Regions from separate parts of the Mus musculus genome. Here region 2 is linked to region 1. A link is a loop called in an ENCODE intact Hi-C map of the cell type or tissue named here. Cell type or tissue: left cerebral cortex. All regions are shown on one strand.

What was found. Peaks named below come from ENCODE experiments on the same cell type or tissue, not always from the same donor. Only the 100,000 strongest peaks of a DNase experiment are listed, where the experiment ranks them.
Region 2: a loop joins it to region 1, with 4 times the contacts of the local background. A loop is called at or near these places in 6 of 42 quality-filtered maps.

The regions. Positions count from the first base shown.
Region 1 is chr7:128,586,642-128,594,641 of GRCm38, forward strand. No RefSeq gene overlaps it. Among named protein-coding and RNA genes, the nearest start is that of Inpp5f, 21 kb to the right of the region's middle. In left cerebral cortex, CTCF peaks have their summits at 3,110, 3,311 and 4,929; DNase peaks (open chromatin) are centred at 1,249, 2,480, 4,903, 5,870 and 1 more place; H3K27ac peaks cover 2,451 bases.
Region 2 is chr7:128,663,647-128,671,646 of GRCm38, forward strand. It overlaps Inpp5f (inositol polyphosphate-5-phosphatase F), which reads left to right. Exons shown (of 20, transcript NM_178641.5): 4 at 1-120; 5 at 331-498; 6 at 603-659; 7 at 3,951-4,149; 8 at 4,768-4,947; 9 at 6,285-6,352. Among named protein-coding and RNA genes, the nearest start is that of Inpp5f, 56 kb to the left of the region's middle. In left cerebral cortex, CTCF peaks have their summits at 3,365 (motif pointing left) and 6,142 (motif pointing left); DNase peaks (open chromatin) are centred at 2,837, 2,993 and 4,094; H3K27ac peaks cover 196 bases.

The DNA.
Region 1 (8,000 bases):
AGTCAGTTCTTGCCTTCTCCAGCTCTGCTGATGGTCAGTTTCCCTTGTTTTGTGGCCATACCATGTCTGTTTTCAGGCCCACATCTTCTGTCTGTACAAACTTTCTCTCTGTGTTAAGTGTCCTTCTGCTTTTCTTATATGGATGCATGTGGCTCGATGTAATATCACCTGGACGATACAGGATACGATATTTGTATATTTTCTAGAGTCACAGAACTTATGGGTACTCTATATAGTAAGGAAATTTTTATGATGGCTTACATATAGTCTGTAGTCCAGCTCCCCAGTAATGGTCAGCTGTGAATGGGAAGTCCAAGAATCTAGTAGTTGCTTAGACCCACAAGGCAAGCAGGCAAAGAAGAGTGAATCTTCCTTCTTCCAATGTCTATGTAGGTCTCCAGCAGAAGGTGTGGCCCAGATTAAAGGTGTGTACCACCAAACCTGGATCTGGGACTTGTTTTGTCCCAGGCTGGCCTTGAACTCAGATCTCCTTGCCTTAGTCTCCTGGGATTCATAGCCACCATGCCTCAAGATCTCCATGCCAAGAACCAGGTCAGAAACTTGTATCTCCAAGCCTCAAGATCTGGATCACAGGTGAGCCTTCCAATTCTAGATGGTAGTTCATTCCAGATATAGTTAAGTTGACAACCAGGAATAGCCATTACAATATCTAATCACATCTACAAAGACTCTTTTCTACTATGGTAACTATCCCAGTTTCATTTTTGCTGCCATGATAAAATGCCCGAGGAAAATCAAATGAGGGGAGAATGGAATTATTTTGATAATAATTCCAGATTACAACTCATCATTACAGAAAAGTCAAGGCAGGAACTCGAAGCAGCTAGTCACATGGTGATGAGACAAGACAGTACAGGGGTTCCTCCATCTTGTATTCTTGCTGAGGCCAGCTCCAGGTTTAACTAGAATTTGGTCTCCTTGAGGGAGAATTCCAATTCTAGGAACCAAAGGTCAGGATGTCCTAGATAACTTTTCTTAGCCTTTGTTAAAACTGCTTTGTTTGTGCAGAACCTCCTCCAGCTAACCATTCATCTTAGCTGCCTGTTTATACAGATTCTTAGCTCCCCGCAACTGCTTATCTTAACTTCAGTTAAAACCTCCTGCTTCAAACTACTTACTCTGTGAACACACACACCCCCAACTCCACCCCCACCCCCGAAGCTGCTGAGCAAAATGCCTGGGCATGAGCTCTGCCTTTACTGGATGCTCACAGCCACAATGTGGTCCCTGCCAGATTTTCTATTGCTAAAAGCTGTGTCTGAGTGGTCAGCCGTGGTGGGCTGGCTCCCTGTAACAGAATCATATTCACAGGCAAGAGCAGAGAAAAATGAATGCATGCATGTTTAGTGCTCAGCCAGCTTTCTCTACTCTGAGGCAGTCAAACTGCCTCAAACTAGGGAATGGTGTCGCTCACTTCCAGGCTGGATCATCCCACATCGACTAATAAGGCAATTCTCTCCAGATATGCCCACAGGCCAGCCTGATCCAGACAACTCCTTATTAGGACTTTTTTCTCTGGTGACTCTAAATTGTGATGAGTTGATAGGCATCACAGCCACCTGGAGTCTTCATATCCTTGAGGATGATAAAGGTTCACTTGACTACAGAGGTTTTCATGATACCTCTACTGAAAGATTAGATAAGCAACTTAAAACACTCAGTAATGGGACTTGGCACAGTACCTTCGTCTAATGGTTCTTTTGCTCATATGTTGATAGAGCGGTATTGGAGACTGGTCTCAGTTTAGGTTTTTGGGACATACTGAATGGGAACAACGGATCACCTGGGTTCTACTTGCTACCCTTCTTTAATTCCCCTCTCAACGTTTCCCAATCCCTACCTTAGAAAAGCCACCCTTTCCCATAGGTTGAGACCAGATCTTTATTTCCCCAAATATCCTGCAATCTTTATGTTATTATTTAAAATTGTTTGTGTGTGTGTGTGTGTGTGTGTGTGTGTTAGTGTGTATATGGGTGAGCATGGAGAGTTCGGAGGACAAGTTTGCAGACATGGTTCTTGTTTTCCACCTTTGTGTGAGCCCCAGGGGAGTGAACTGGAGTCTCCAGGTTTGCAAGGCAAGCGCTTCACCTGCTGAGCCAACTTGCCAGCTCTCCTATCATTTTTAACTGCTTATCATGCTTCTCTACCATTTAACTCTGCCCCAGGGATGGGCAGAGTGACGTTGGACTCCCACTGTTGGAGAAGGACAATGGTACCATGCTGCTTCCAAGCAGGGCTTTGTCCTGGCACAGCTGTGGCTCCCAAAGCACCCAAGGACAAGCTCACCTTGTTACTGAGTATTCTATTTCTTCCTAAGGCAACCTAGTCTAACATCACATATGAAAACACTTTCTTCCTACTGATGCTCTTTAATCCACCCATGGGGAATCTATAACCCTAGATTTATTGAATCAAAAGATCTTCATAGCTCTATTTTCACTATCAGGGCTCCACACGAACCGGAAATAGCTCTGTCTGAGTCACTGGGATGAGGGCTGCCATCCTGGAACACTGTTTCCAATCTCTAAATTTATCTTCTAATAGAACTCTGTGTGTGTGTGTGTGTGTGTGTGTGTGTGTGTGTGTGTATGTGTATGTATACACCCAGCTATATAATTATTAGTGCATTAAAGAACTGCAGGGCAAGTCTAAACTCACAGAACGGGGAGGGATAGAGGACAATGATTAAAGACAACGAGCAGGCACAAAGCCTTCGAGGGGATAAAAGAACAGAAAATTCTCTCACGCACATGCTGGGACTAGGTGTCTGGTACTCAACTCTTTTAAATGGGAAGGGAGTTTAGAAATAATACAAAATAATAACCACAGAATCAGAATTTTTGGATGAAATGGAGATATCTCAAACCTTAAGCTTTGGTATCCACAGGGCATATATACTCTGGGAGTCAAGACTCTGACGATACTCCTGACAGATGCATGTCAAAGTCCACTCTTCTTATTTCCCAATGATGCATTTTGAACTGACACATTTGAGTCATATATACACATCTATGTGCCTATGTGCATATATATACCCATTAATCACAAGGATGGGGGGCTGGTGAGATGGCTCAGTGGGTAAGAGCACCCGACTGCTCTTCCGAAGGTCAGGAGTTCAAATCCCAGCAACCACATGGTGGCTCACAACCATCCGTAACGAGATCTGGCGCCCTCTTCTGGAGTGTCTGAAGACAGCTTCAGTGTACTTACATATAATAAATAAATCTTAAAAAAAAAAAAAAAAAATCACAAGGATGGATGCTAGGTGGAATACAGTAGGCAGTGAATTGTGTCTAATGAGGCAGAATAGAGGGCCCTAGATAATATGACTCCTACTTGACATTCCAGTTTACTATAATCACCAAAATTTTAATTAATCAGTCTAGTAAGACCTTCAACATAGACAGGCTTTTCCTGGGGTATTTCTGTTCATAGTTAAAAATGTTAGGGATCTCTCAGAGGATGAGTCTCAAAGGAGAAATGTTATACATTATATATATTGAAGACAAGATCTAACTATGTAGGCCTGCCTGGTCTGGAGCTCTGAACAGACCAGGCTGACCTGGGGATTTACAGAGATCGACTTCCTCCTCTGCCCATTTCTATTTGTGTGTATGTATGTGTGTGTGCACGTGTGCCACCTGAGTGCAGGTGCCCTCTGAGGCCAGCAGAGGAGGTCAGATGCTCTGGAACTAGAGTTACAGGTGATTATGCGCTGCCTGACTTCAGCGCTAGGAGTCAAATTCAGGTCCTCTGAAAGAGCAGTGTTACCCTCTTAGCCTCTGAGCCATCTCTCCAGTCCTGCAAAAAGTCGATTTTAAGAAACTATAGGATGGCTCAGTGGTTAAAAACACTGGGTGCTCTTCCAGAGGACCCAGGTTCAATTACCAGCATCCATATGGCAGCTTGCAACTGTCTATAACTCCAGTTCCAGGGCTCTGACACCCCATGCAAGAAAAACACCAACGAACATAAACAAACAAACAAACAAACAATAAGAACAAAACAAACACAATGCTGGTGATGGCAGATGCCTTTAATGCCAGCACTCTGGAGGCAGATGCATGTGGGTCTGCAATTTCCTTCTACAGAGTGAGTTCTAGGTCAGCCAGAGCTACACAGAGAAACTCTTGTCTCGAATTCCCCCGAGCCCCCAACAAAAAGAAAACCATAAGATTAAATTTTTCTCCTTGAAAAATATGTTTATTGAGGACCCAGCATATTGCTGTGTTGGTAGAGTTCTTGTCTACCAAGCTCCCACACTTGAAGACGGGGGTTCAGGTATGCGGTGCACATCTATAATCCCAGCAACAGGAGGCATAAGCAGGAGGATCAGAAATATGAGGGCATCTTCAAGTTGGAGGCCAGCCTGAGCTACATCAGACCCTTGTCTTGGTTTAGAAAGAAAGAAAGAACTGTCAGCAGCCATAGAATTACATTTTAGTAACATTACAGTTTAGGTAGTTTTTCAAAGAATTTATTTCATTTATTCCCAATAAGGACCGTGCGTGTGTGTGTGTGTGTGTGTGTGTGTGTGTGTGTGTGTGTGTGTGTGCACTATAATTTATCCCCAATTTCTATAGGAGAAACTGACCTTGGAAAGACTGAACATTTGTCTGGGTGCATCTGGCTGGTTAACAGGAGAGAGAGAGAGAGAGAGAGAGAGAGAGAGAGAGAGAGAGGAGAGAGATGGGCTAGGACTCAGGTGGCAGCACTGACAGAGAGAACCAGAGTTGATAAGCACAGCTGCTTATCCAGGAGGCTGAGGAGGGCTGGGGGAGGATGGAGAGGAGGACTCAGCTAGCTGATGGGTTTACCTCAGCTGCCCCTCTCCCTTCCTCCCCCCACATCCAGCTCCAGGCCTCCACTCCTCCCCTGCAGGACGGAAAGTAATTTGCTCCAAAGAGAAAGGCTCAGCGGTAAACAAGGGTGGGTGAAGCTCTGGGGGATTGATTCTGAGCAGCAGCGTGTCCACCTCTGCAGACAGCTCCCAGCTCCTGCAAAGAAAAATAAACAAAACATCAAAAGACAGAAGAGAGCCAACAAAACCCCTGAAGTAGCTGTTCCTCTGTGAACTAAGCCCGAGCTCCAGTCAGAAAATCACAGGGGAGGGAAAGTCCAGACACTGGTCTGCAGTTGTTAATATAAACTCCCCAAATTGAATAGTTTACGGTTCACATTTTGTTAATACCTTTCTTGAGACCTCACCGATCCTTCCCTAGACATGTCTGGGCTGAAGACAAGAGTGGCTCGGTTAAGGGCCAAGCACCCCGCCCGGCCTTTCCCTCTCCCTGCAGAAAGAACTGATTTCCCACCCACTAAAGAGGTCAGGCCCTACCAGAAGAAGTAGCCCTCAGTGGCTTGGTTAGATTTTACAAGACAGCAGGAAAAGAAGCTAGAAGAGAAACCTTAGTGCCCCCCACTCCCCTGCAAGAAGAGGCCCATGTAAGTATTGTGTTACAAAAAGACAATGCTTAACAAGGGGGGAAAAATGAAATAAAAATTGAAAAATCATACACAGGACTTTATAGGATTGAAGAATTTTAAATTATATTCATTTTTAAAGAATTATTTTTAATTATGTATAATGGGCTCTGTGGAGGTAGATGCAGGCGGATCTCTATGGATTAGGTCGGCCTGCTCTACATAGTGAGTTCCAGGCCAGCCAAGACTACATAGTGAGAGCTTGTCTCAGAAAAAAAAAAAAATGAAAGAAAGAAAGGCCATGTTTTTCTATTCAGCTGCTCCCTGGTTTCCTCTCATAGTTAAAAATACCATCTTGGAAATTTGGCAAGTCACAGTTTGTTCTTGCCCTTCCCCCTCAGCACCCCACCCCCAAGTCTTTGATCATGGTCAGAGCCAAGCGAACACCCCCACACCAGCACGGAGTTATCCCACCCCAACTGCTTCAGCGCCCTCCTGCCCGAGCGCCCGCCCGCCGAGCGCCCAGCGCCCGCCCTCCCGTCAGACTCAATGAAGGATTGCTGTCAAATCACTGGGAAAAGAACGGAATAGAAATCGGAAAGCCGGGGCCTCGTAGCTCTTTGCTTCTAAGTGGTACTCTCACAAGATGTCCACGCACTATATATACAATGCTATTATTTTCTTAAAGCAGAAGAGACAACAGGTTCAAAATCAATCCGCCCAGCCGCTTTTCCAAGGATATGCAGACCCTCCTACCCAGAGTCATTCCTCCCCTGCTGCTTACTGAGGCACTGCAAAGTATTGTTGAAAAACAAAAACAAAAAAAAAAAAAACCAACCTCAACCACAACGATCCAGCAGAAGGCATTTGGACAGTTGTTATTGACTTGTGACGGTACAGGCCCTGACAGGCCATCAGTTATGTGAGAATTACAGTCAGTGGAGACATTAAAAACCGTGCAACTGCTGGAGCTGAGAAACCGGGGAACTCTGCTCCATCTATTCCATTTAAAAGCCAGGCGTACAGCTTAGAAGGGGCTGTAGCTCTCAAGCAGGATGAGGAATGAATACAAAGAGCTTGTCCTGGAATTTCTTGTCTGCAGAGGCAAAAGGTTCTAGAGCCTTAGGTGATAAACGTCTTTGTGTGTGTTGGGGGAATGGTATACACAAATGGACTTAACTAGGGAAGCTGTGTTTATTTAATCTTTGTTTTGTTTGGGGTTTTTGTTATTGTTTTTCAAGATAATAGGGTTTCTCTGTAGCCCCTGGCTATTCTGGAACTTCCTCTGAAGACTAGGCTGGCCTTGAATTCTATGATCCATCTGCCTCTGCCTTCCAAGTGCTGGGATTAAAAGCATTAATTAATTAAAAAAATTTAAAAAGCATTAATTAATTAAAAGCACCACTGCCTGGCTTACAAAAAAAAAAAAAGTTTGAACCCATAGCCTTGTATTTGCTAGGCAAAGTGCTCTACCACTGAGCTAAATTCCTAACCCCCAGTACAGCCAATATTATAGGTCCTTAAAATGGGGGCAGAGGCACTAGCTGATTTTCCTGGGTTTGATTCCTAGCACCACATGGTGACTGGACTGGCTAGTTTTATGCCAACTTGGCACAAGCTAGAGACATTAGAGGGGACAGAACGTCAGTTTAGAAAACTCCCTTTATAAGCTTGGGGTGTTGGCAAATTTGTAGGGTATTTTCTTAACTACTGACTCATGTGAGAGGGCCCAGTCCACTGTAGATGGGGCCACCCTTGGGCAGATAGTTCTGGGTAGTTCTGTTTGTTTGTTTGTTTTATTTTGCTTTTCCTGACAAGCTTTCTTTGGGTGTCCTGGAACTCACTATGTAGACCTGGCTGGCCTCAAACTCAGAGATCCACCTGCTTCTGCCTCCGGAGTGCTGGGATTAAAGGCAGGTACTACAACACCTGGCTTAGTCCTGGGTTCTACAAGAAAGCAAGCTGAGCAAGCCATGAGGAGCAAGCCAGTAAGCCACCCCTCTCAATGGCCTCTGCATCATGAGGTTCCTGCCTCCAGGTCCTGTTTGAGTTCCTGTCCTGACTGCTTTCAATGATGAACAGTGATGCTGAAGCATAAGCCAAATAAACCCTTTCCTCTCAAAGTTGCTCGTGGTCATGGTGGTTCCTCACAACAACAGTAACCCTAACTAAAAAGACAGCGCTTACAAACATTTGTAACTTCAGTTCTATGAGATCTGACCTCCTCTTCTGGCTTCAAGGGTTCCAGGGATACATATGGTTCATAGACATACATGAAGACAAAACACCTATATATTTAAAATAAAATTATAACAGGGCTCCAGACCTTAGGAGACCTCTAGACCTTAGCATAACTGAAGCCATGATGCAGGTACCATTCAGGCTGTAAAACTCAGCACACAGACAGCCCCACCAGCCAAATGAGAACAAACACCTAATCCATCAAAGCCCTGGGAAGCCATCAAAGTTCTGGGAAAGTCTCTAAATGTACTAACCTTGCTGTTTCGCTTTGGTAGTTCCCATTCTGGCTAACTGTTCTTGTTAAATGAAGTATG
Region 2 (8,000 bases), 77 kb after region 1:
AAGCATCATTTTGGAATTAACAAGCCTGAGAAGATTATACCATCTCCTGACGACTCCAAGTTTCTACTGAAGACATTTACAAATATCAAATCCAACGTGTCTGCTCCCAACAAAAAGAAAGTAAGACTTTGATTGACGTGGGCTTTGAATCCATCATCGATTAGCCATAAGTTGAGGGTAAATAAATCCATCTGGAAGCTTTTTTTTTTTTCTTTTTCTTTTTTGTATATCAGAAGACAGTCCTGTGTTTGGGGATTGTCCTAACTTGAAGGCTTGCTTTACCTATTAATTTATCGTTTGACTCCTGACTTACAGATTGACTTCTTACAGGTTAAAGAAAGTAAAGAAAAGGAGAAACTGGAGCGGCGTTTGCTTGAGGAGTTGCTGAAGATGTTCATGGACTCAGAGTCCTTCTATTATAGCTTGACCTATGACCTGACCAACTCGGTGCAGAGACAGAGCACTGGGGAGAGGGATGGCCGTCCCCTGTGGCAGAAGGTATACCCACAAGGCGGAGCGGTGATGGCTCCTGACCAGTGCCTGTTTGCCTTTTGTAGGAAATTAAAGTGTCCCTGAGCTGATCTTTTTCTCTGCCTTTCTAGGTTGATGACCGATTTTTCTGGAATAAGTACATGATCCAAGCTCTCACTGAGATTGGTGTGAGTAGACGCTTCTAAAACACTGTTGTTGCCATTGTTATGCAGAGGTCGCTTGATTTGGGTGAATTCTGAGATTTTGTTAGGAGCTTCTCCTGCAGAGGAGACTCATTTAACTAAGGAGATGAAGGCGGTGCCTTCAGGTGGTTTATAGCCCATGGCCAGTCTCCTCAGCACTCTGTTCAATGAATGTGATGTCATACACCTGTAAGAGATGTGTCACATGTCACAAGCGTCAGGTCCTCTGGGCTCTGTAAATATGTTCAACTCCATCCACCTTCAGAAAAAAACAGAAGTGGGGGCAGTAGTAAGCAGATCTCAGTGCTGTACGTAGTGAGTAGTAGGACCCAGTGATGCCCATAGAGTGCCTGAAAAGGGACTCCATTGGGAATGCAGGAGCCTAGCTTTCTGTAGTGATACCATTTTGGTTTCTCTGCTGGGGTTTGGCCAGTATTACAGTGGTTACAAACTGCAGGGTGTGGTGGTGTGATGGCATGACTGCATGGAGTTCTCTCTGGTTTTGTTTTTACATTGTATTTATTAGTGTGTGCACGCACACGTGCATGTGGTGAGGTCAGAGGACAACATTTGGAGTTGGGTCTCCTCCCCATGGCCTGCAGGGATTGAAGTCAGGTTGTCAGATTCCTCGGCAGCTGCGTTTGCCCTCTGAGCCATCTTGCCTGCCTCGTTCTGGAAGGGTGGTTACTTTCTGCTTTCCACTTCTGTCAGAAGTACTTGAGTACAGTGACTTCTTGTCACTGAGATAATGGTGTCTGAGATGGGCGGGTTGAGCAGAGAAGAGTTTTATTATGGCTGGTGATTTCAACACATCATCGTGGGTGGGGGGGGGGGGAAGCGTTTTGCCGTGGTGGGCCAGGCAGTAGGGAGACAGAGATACGGATGTTCACTTCCCCCTTTATGCTGTCTGGGCCTCAGACGATGGATGATACCACCTGGGTACGTCTTTTCTTTACAGTTAGTTCTAGAAACAGACACAAAGATGCACCCAGAGGTCTGACTCTTATTCTAGGTGATTCTGAGTCCAGTCAAGTTGACTGAAGATTAGCCATCAGGTCCTATTACGCATGTTGGAGAATTATGGCTGAGGGCTCTGTTTGCTGTGTGCTTTAGACACTGAACACGAGACAAAAATAACGGAATGGGGTCATCTGTTAGCTTCCTTAGCCTTTCAGCTATTTTTCTTTCCCCATTTCTCCTTTACTGATGGTTCATAGCAGTTACTGAAATCTTAACTAGTGCATTTTCAGCCAGACACCTACTGTGAGGTTGAGGCATAGGGCGTTCTTAGCTTTCTGATACTGATCATGCAGTAAGTGACCCTCAAACTCAGTGACAGGAGACAAGTAAGGGCGTTGATAATGAGTATTTGTTTTTATGATGACAATGTGGAATTCCAGTGTTTGGTGAGCTTTGTCAGACACTTTCACATTACTGTGAAAAGCTAAAGTATAAGTAGTGAGAATAGTAGTAAAATGAAGACTGTAGGCTAAGCCTTTACCTCATTGTTGCCATCGCCATCCTTCTGAAGGTCTGAGTTACAGAGAAAACACCAAGTGAAACTAAGCCCGGAAATGAGTAGGACCAACAGTGCAGAGAACAGAGGACAGAGTGGGACCCATAGTGCACAGCACAGAGGACTGGGTGGGACCCATAGTGCACAGCACAGAGGACTAGGTGGGACCCACAGTGCACAGCACAGAGGACAGGTGGATTTGGAACTGATGTTGAAGAGGGGTGTGATAGCACACGTCTATAATCCCACACTCCAGAAATTGAGACAGGACAATCTGGACCACACAAGAAGACCCTGTCTCAGAGCAAAGTGTGTGCGTGTGTCTGTGGATGTCAGAAAGCGACTTCAGATGTCGTTTCTCAGGTGCCTGGTTTATGTAGAGACAAGTTCTCTCACTGGCTTGGAGCTCACCAAGTAGGCTAGGCTAGGCAAGCAATGAGCCCCAGGGATCCACCTCCCTCCACCTCCCCAGCACTAGGTCACAAAGCGCATGTCCCATGCCTGGCTTGACGTTAACACAGAAGTGCTTTAGACGGAGCCTCTCCTCAGTCTTACTCTGCTGCTTTTGCAACAGGACCTGATCTAGTCCAGTCCATTTTCAAACTTAATACGTAGCTAAAGATGACACTGAACTTCCTACCATGTTTCCTCCTCCAAGTGCCTGCTTTAAATTCTTAATGTGTTTCGTTTAGAAGAACAGAAGACTCTCTGAATAGGGCTCTCCTAATTAGTTAGATGACATTTTAAAATGAGACATTTATGGAAATCCTCTCTGCTGTTCATTTACTATTTGAATTTTAGGCTGGTGAAGAAAGTGTTTCTCTAAAGCAGGTTGTGAAGTGGAGCTGAGCTGAGGCAGAGCTCAGCTGCAGAATGCTTCCATGGCATCCCTACAAATGACAGCAACAGAACTGGGCATGCTAGTGTGTGCCCGCCGCCCAGTATGTGGGGGTGGAGGTAGCATGTACCTGCCAGCCGGTACCTGGGGGCTGAGGCAAGGCCCCTACCTAACATTCCAAGCCTGTCTGAGCTGCAGAGTGAAGCTCTGCCCAAAGAAAAAGGGGGCTGGAGAGATGGTTCAGCAGGTACAAGCATCCGGTGCTCTTGGAGAGGGTCTAGGTTTGGTTCTCAGCACCATCCCCAGTAACCCCAGTTTCTGGGGATCTGACGCCCTCTTCTGGCCTTCGCAGCACCATATGCATGGTGCAGACACAGACAGGCGGGCACAGCTACATAATAAGTGGGTTTCTTTATTATTTTTGAGTAGTGAACTGTTTTGTAATGGATGGATCGGGACAGATTGCATTTTGTTATGGGCTAATGCAAGTGAACTTTGGAACTCAGCTTTAAAGCTTTGCCTTCCTATATCTAAAGGAACAGCTATCAGAGCTCCGTGGTTAACTACTTGTTGGCAGGCAGTGCACTTTACTTTACACATGCTTATATACAGCCTTAGGAGGCCCCAGTAGTCCCATTCCACAGAGGACATCGAGACATAGGTAAGCGAGCACTCTGTCAGGTGGTGGAGTTTGAGTTTGTGTGGAACAGCTTGGTGCTCGGGCATGTTCCCTGTCAGGAGAAAGTCATTGTAAAGGAAAGGGAAGGCCTCGTCCTCCCCTGCCGTCCTGTGAGTAGAACATGAGGTTGAGAAAGGGCCTGTGCTTGTGGCAGGCTGACTGGAGGCTCTGCTCAGTCATTTGGATTTAAGTAAGTAGCAGTGCTGTGCAGAATATAAACAACGATGTTTGTTCCCATCCTAGACTCCGGATGTGGACTTCTGGATCATCCCCATTATCCAGGGTTTTGTGCAGATTGAAGAACTTGTGGTTAATTACAATGAGTCCTCGGATGATGACAAGAGCAGCCCAGAGACGCCCCCTCAGGACTCCACTTGTGTAGATGACATTCACCCACGATTTCTAGTGGCTCTTATATCTCGAAGAAGTAGGCACAGAGCAGGTAAGTAAGAGCATGCAAATGAAATGCAGGCAGGAGTGGAGGAGCTGCAGATGTGTGGAAATGCAAATGACAATCATGGCCTTGAAAGCACTGTTAGCTCGGAACTCCAAAGGCTGGGATACAATTAGAGACGGATTTCTGCAGTGGAGGAACAGGGCAGACTTAGCAAGTCAAACAGAGCAGGCTGCATGCACATAGACGATAAGGAAGTCACTTGGGATGTGTCTGAGGACAGTGTTCCAACTAAAAGCCTGTGTCACAGTGATAAATCCTTTCAGAGTGCTAACTAGCCCCTTTGGGAAAACCGTTACCTTTCATTCAAAGGATTCAACTTAGCAGTGCTGGGTACAGCCGTGGTCTTGGTATGTTGTTGTTGTTGTTGTTTACCTCTCGGTGTGTGGGCTTCCCAGGTTTTCCTGTAGATAGGTAATTAAGAAGCACAATCTAATCAGACAGATTTGTTGAGAGTTTTGCTATGTAGCCCAGGCTGGCCTCGAACTTTCTATTCTCTTGCCGCAGCCTGCAGAACATTGAAATATTAAGTGTGTGTTCCAGTACCAAGCCACGCTGAATGTTTTTTTAATAACTGTCACTGCATTCTGTTTAATTTTCTTTCAGGAATGCGGTATAAACGAAGAGGAGTGGATAAAAATGGAAATGTTGCGAATTATGTGGAGACTGAGCAGTTAATCCATGTTCATCATCATACCCTGTCATTTATCCAAACTCGAGGCTCTGTGCCGGTCTTTTGGAGCCAGGTTGGGTATCGCTATAATCCAAGACCTCGGCTAGACAAAAGTAAGCACGCCAGCTATTTGGTTTACAAGTGAAGATTTCGATGAGAATTTTTAAAAAATCAGGTGCCAGGGCTGGTGAGATGGCTCAGAGGGTAAGAGCACTGACTGCTCTTCCAAAGGTCATGAGTTCAAATCCCAGCACCACATGGTGACTCACAACCATCCATAACGAGATCTGATGCCCTTTTCTGGAGTGTCTGAAGTCAGCTACAGTGTACTTACACGTAATAAATAAATAAATCTTAAAAAAAGATCAGGTGCCAGATAGGTATGAATTTGTCTCATTTAAAACAATAACTCTCAGGGCTGGGATATGACTTTGAGGTATGGTTTCCTGACCAGCCTGCTAGAAGCCCTGTTCAATCCCTGTACTAAAAACTACACAACAAAAGCCATGCCTCCCACTGTGAGGAAGTAGCCTCAGGACCCGGTCCTTTCCTGGATGTTGCAGTTTCTCAGCAGGCTGATAAAGCGCCTCACTTCACAGAGTCTGAACTGCTTGCTTTGAAGTTTATCTTCTAGAACATTTAACCCTGGGAAAGAATGACTGTAGCCAGTGTCTGTAGAAGCAGAGAGTGTATTAACTAGACACTAGTGCACAGGAAATCAGTGAGAGATAGGGTTTTTTTTTTTTAAACATTTAAGAGTTATTTTCTTAGACTATTTTAACTTTAGTATCAAACCATCATTTTAATTTTTTTATTATAATTCACATAAAACCTTTACTGAAAGGTAGGGTATGTGTGGGTGTATGCGCATGTATGCATGTGTGTGTGCCTGTGTGTGCATTTATAATTTCATAGTTGGTACTTTCAGATATATTTTAGCTCATTCTAGTTGGAAAAAAGAAATCTTAATTTAAAATGATGGTTAGACAATCTTACATTTAAACTGTTAATGAATTATTAAAAAGTAAGAATGGGCCCTGCAGTAGTAGTGCATGCCCTTGATCTAGCACTCAGGAGGCAGAGGCCAGCGGATCTCTGGTCTACAGGGTGAGCCCTGGGGCAGCCAGTGCAATACAGAGAAACCCTGTCTTGAAAAATAAATAAGAAAGTAAGAATAAAGATGGGGTAGGTGGGGCTGGAGAGGTGGCTCAGTGATTAAGAACACTGACTGCTCTTTCAGAGGACTCAGTTCAATTCCCAGCAACCACATGGTGGCTCACAACCATCTGTAATGGGATCTGATGCCCTCTTCTGGTGTGTGTGAAGACAGCTACAATGTACTCACATATATGAAATAAATAAATCTTAAAAAAAAAAAAAGATGATAGCGTAGGCACGCGTCTGTCTCAGCACTGGAAGGAGAAATGGATTTTGTATTGCTTCTTTGCAGGTGAGAAGGAAACGGTTGACTGTTTCTGTGCCCATTTTGAAGAACAACTGAAAATTTACAAAAAACAGGTGGGCTTTAGTATGTAGTAAGAACAATTTCCTTACATGTGGAATTCCATGAATAAAAACCATGTACTGTTCATAATTAAACAGCCACTTTTAGCGTGAAGATTAAACATGAGTAAGCTAAGAATACTCTCGAATCAGCTGCTTTAGCTGTTTGGAGAAAATGAAGTAGATGCTGGCAGTTGTCACAGACTAGGATAGGCCTCTCAGGACCTTGTGTGCTCACACGTGGAGTACAGTTAAATAAGGCAGAGTGGACTGAAACCCTCTTGGTGGAAAACAAGGCCAATAATTTTGATATGAGAGTAATATATGAAAGTAATGTTCTTGTCTCTTAGGAATGACCAATCTGACTGTATAATGACATGGGAGTCATTTTTTTCCTGGCCAGCCTGGTCTACATAGAGAGTTCCAGTCCAGCTAGCCAGGCAATATGGTGAGACCCTGTCTTAAAGTAAAGGAGAGGAGAAAGATGCTGAGTTCCTGCTTCAGGAATGGACAGACTCAGTGCTGCATGTCTTCCGTTCTTCCCAGACTAGTGTCTAGTTCATGTAGCTTCAGCCAGAGACTCATAGGCAACAGGAAGAAAAAAAAGTAGGAAAGAAAAACAATCATTATTTAATAATCATATTCAAAATTTAGATAGTTTTATAATAGATAAAAGCAGGTATTTGCTTTTAAAAATGGAAACTCATATATTGCTAGCAATAACACAAGTTGGTAAGGCACTTTGAATGTAATTATCAATTAAAATAAAACATGATAATACTTAACTATACTTTTCTTTTTGATACCCACTACACACACACACACACACACACACACACACACACACGCGTGTGTGTGTGTGTATAATTCTGAGAAAGACTCTTGATCTGAATGTAAAAGGTTAAACATTAAAGATTTCAGAAGACAGCATAGTGTTTCAAACTGAGTCATGAGCAGGATTTATAAAAGCAGTTTCCTTATCTTTCTTTGTTTCAAATGTATGATTGTCTATCACATTTTATTAGTCACTTGATAAAGAATAATGCCCAACCAGGAAATAGTTATTTTTGGGCTGGAGGGATGTCTCAGCGATTAAGAGTATGTACGGCTCTGCAGAGGATCTGGGTTTGGTCCCAGCACCCACTCACACAAAGAGAAGAGAAGAGAAGAGAAGAGAAGAGAAGAGAAGAGAAGAGAAGAGAAGAGAAGAGAAGAGAAGAGAAGAGAAGAGAAGAGGTGACATGACATGTGTCTTCAGTCCCAGCACTCTGAGCCAGGGGCAGGAGGATCTCTGTGAGTTCGAGGCCCTGAATGTGTAATCTCAGGGCTCTTAAGGAGAGCTTGGACGTGGAGAAAGGAGAATCCTAGAGCTCTGTAGGCCAGCTTGCTGTAACCAATACAGACACTGCCCCAAACAGGATGGAAGACAAAGGCCTACATCTAAGGTTGACCTCTGACCTCTGCACATGTGCTATGCTGTGTATTCACCACACAAAGATACATACATGTACAAAACAACAACGCTAACCATAATGGAAAGGGACTAACTTGATTTTTACTTTACGATTTTTTACTATTTGTTATTTCTGGTTATGCACAATTGAAACGCATGCATAAAATAAATACTTTTTAAAAAGGCATTATGAAGAGAATGAAAGGTAAT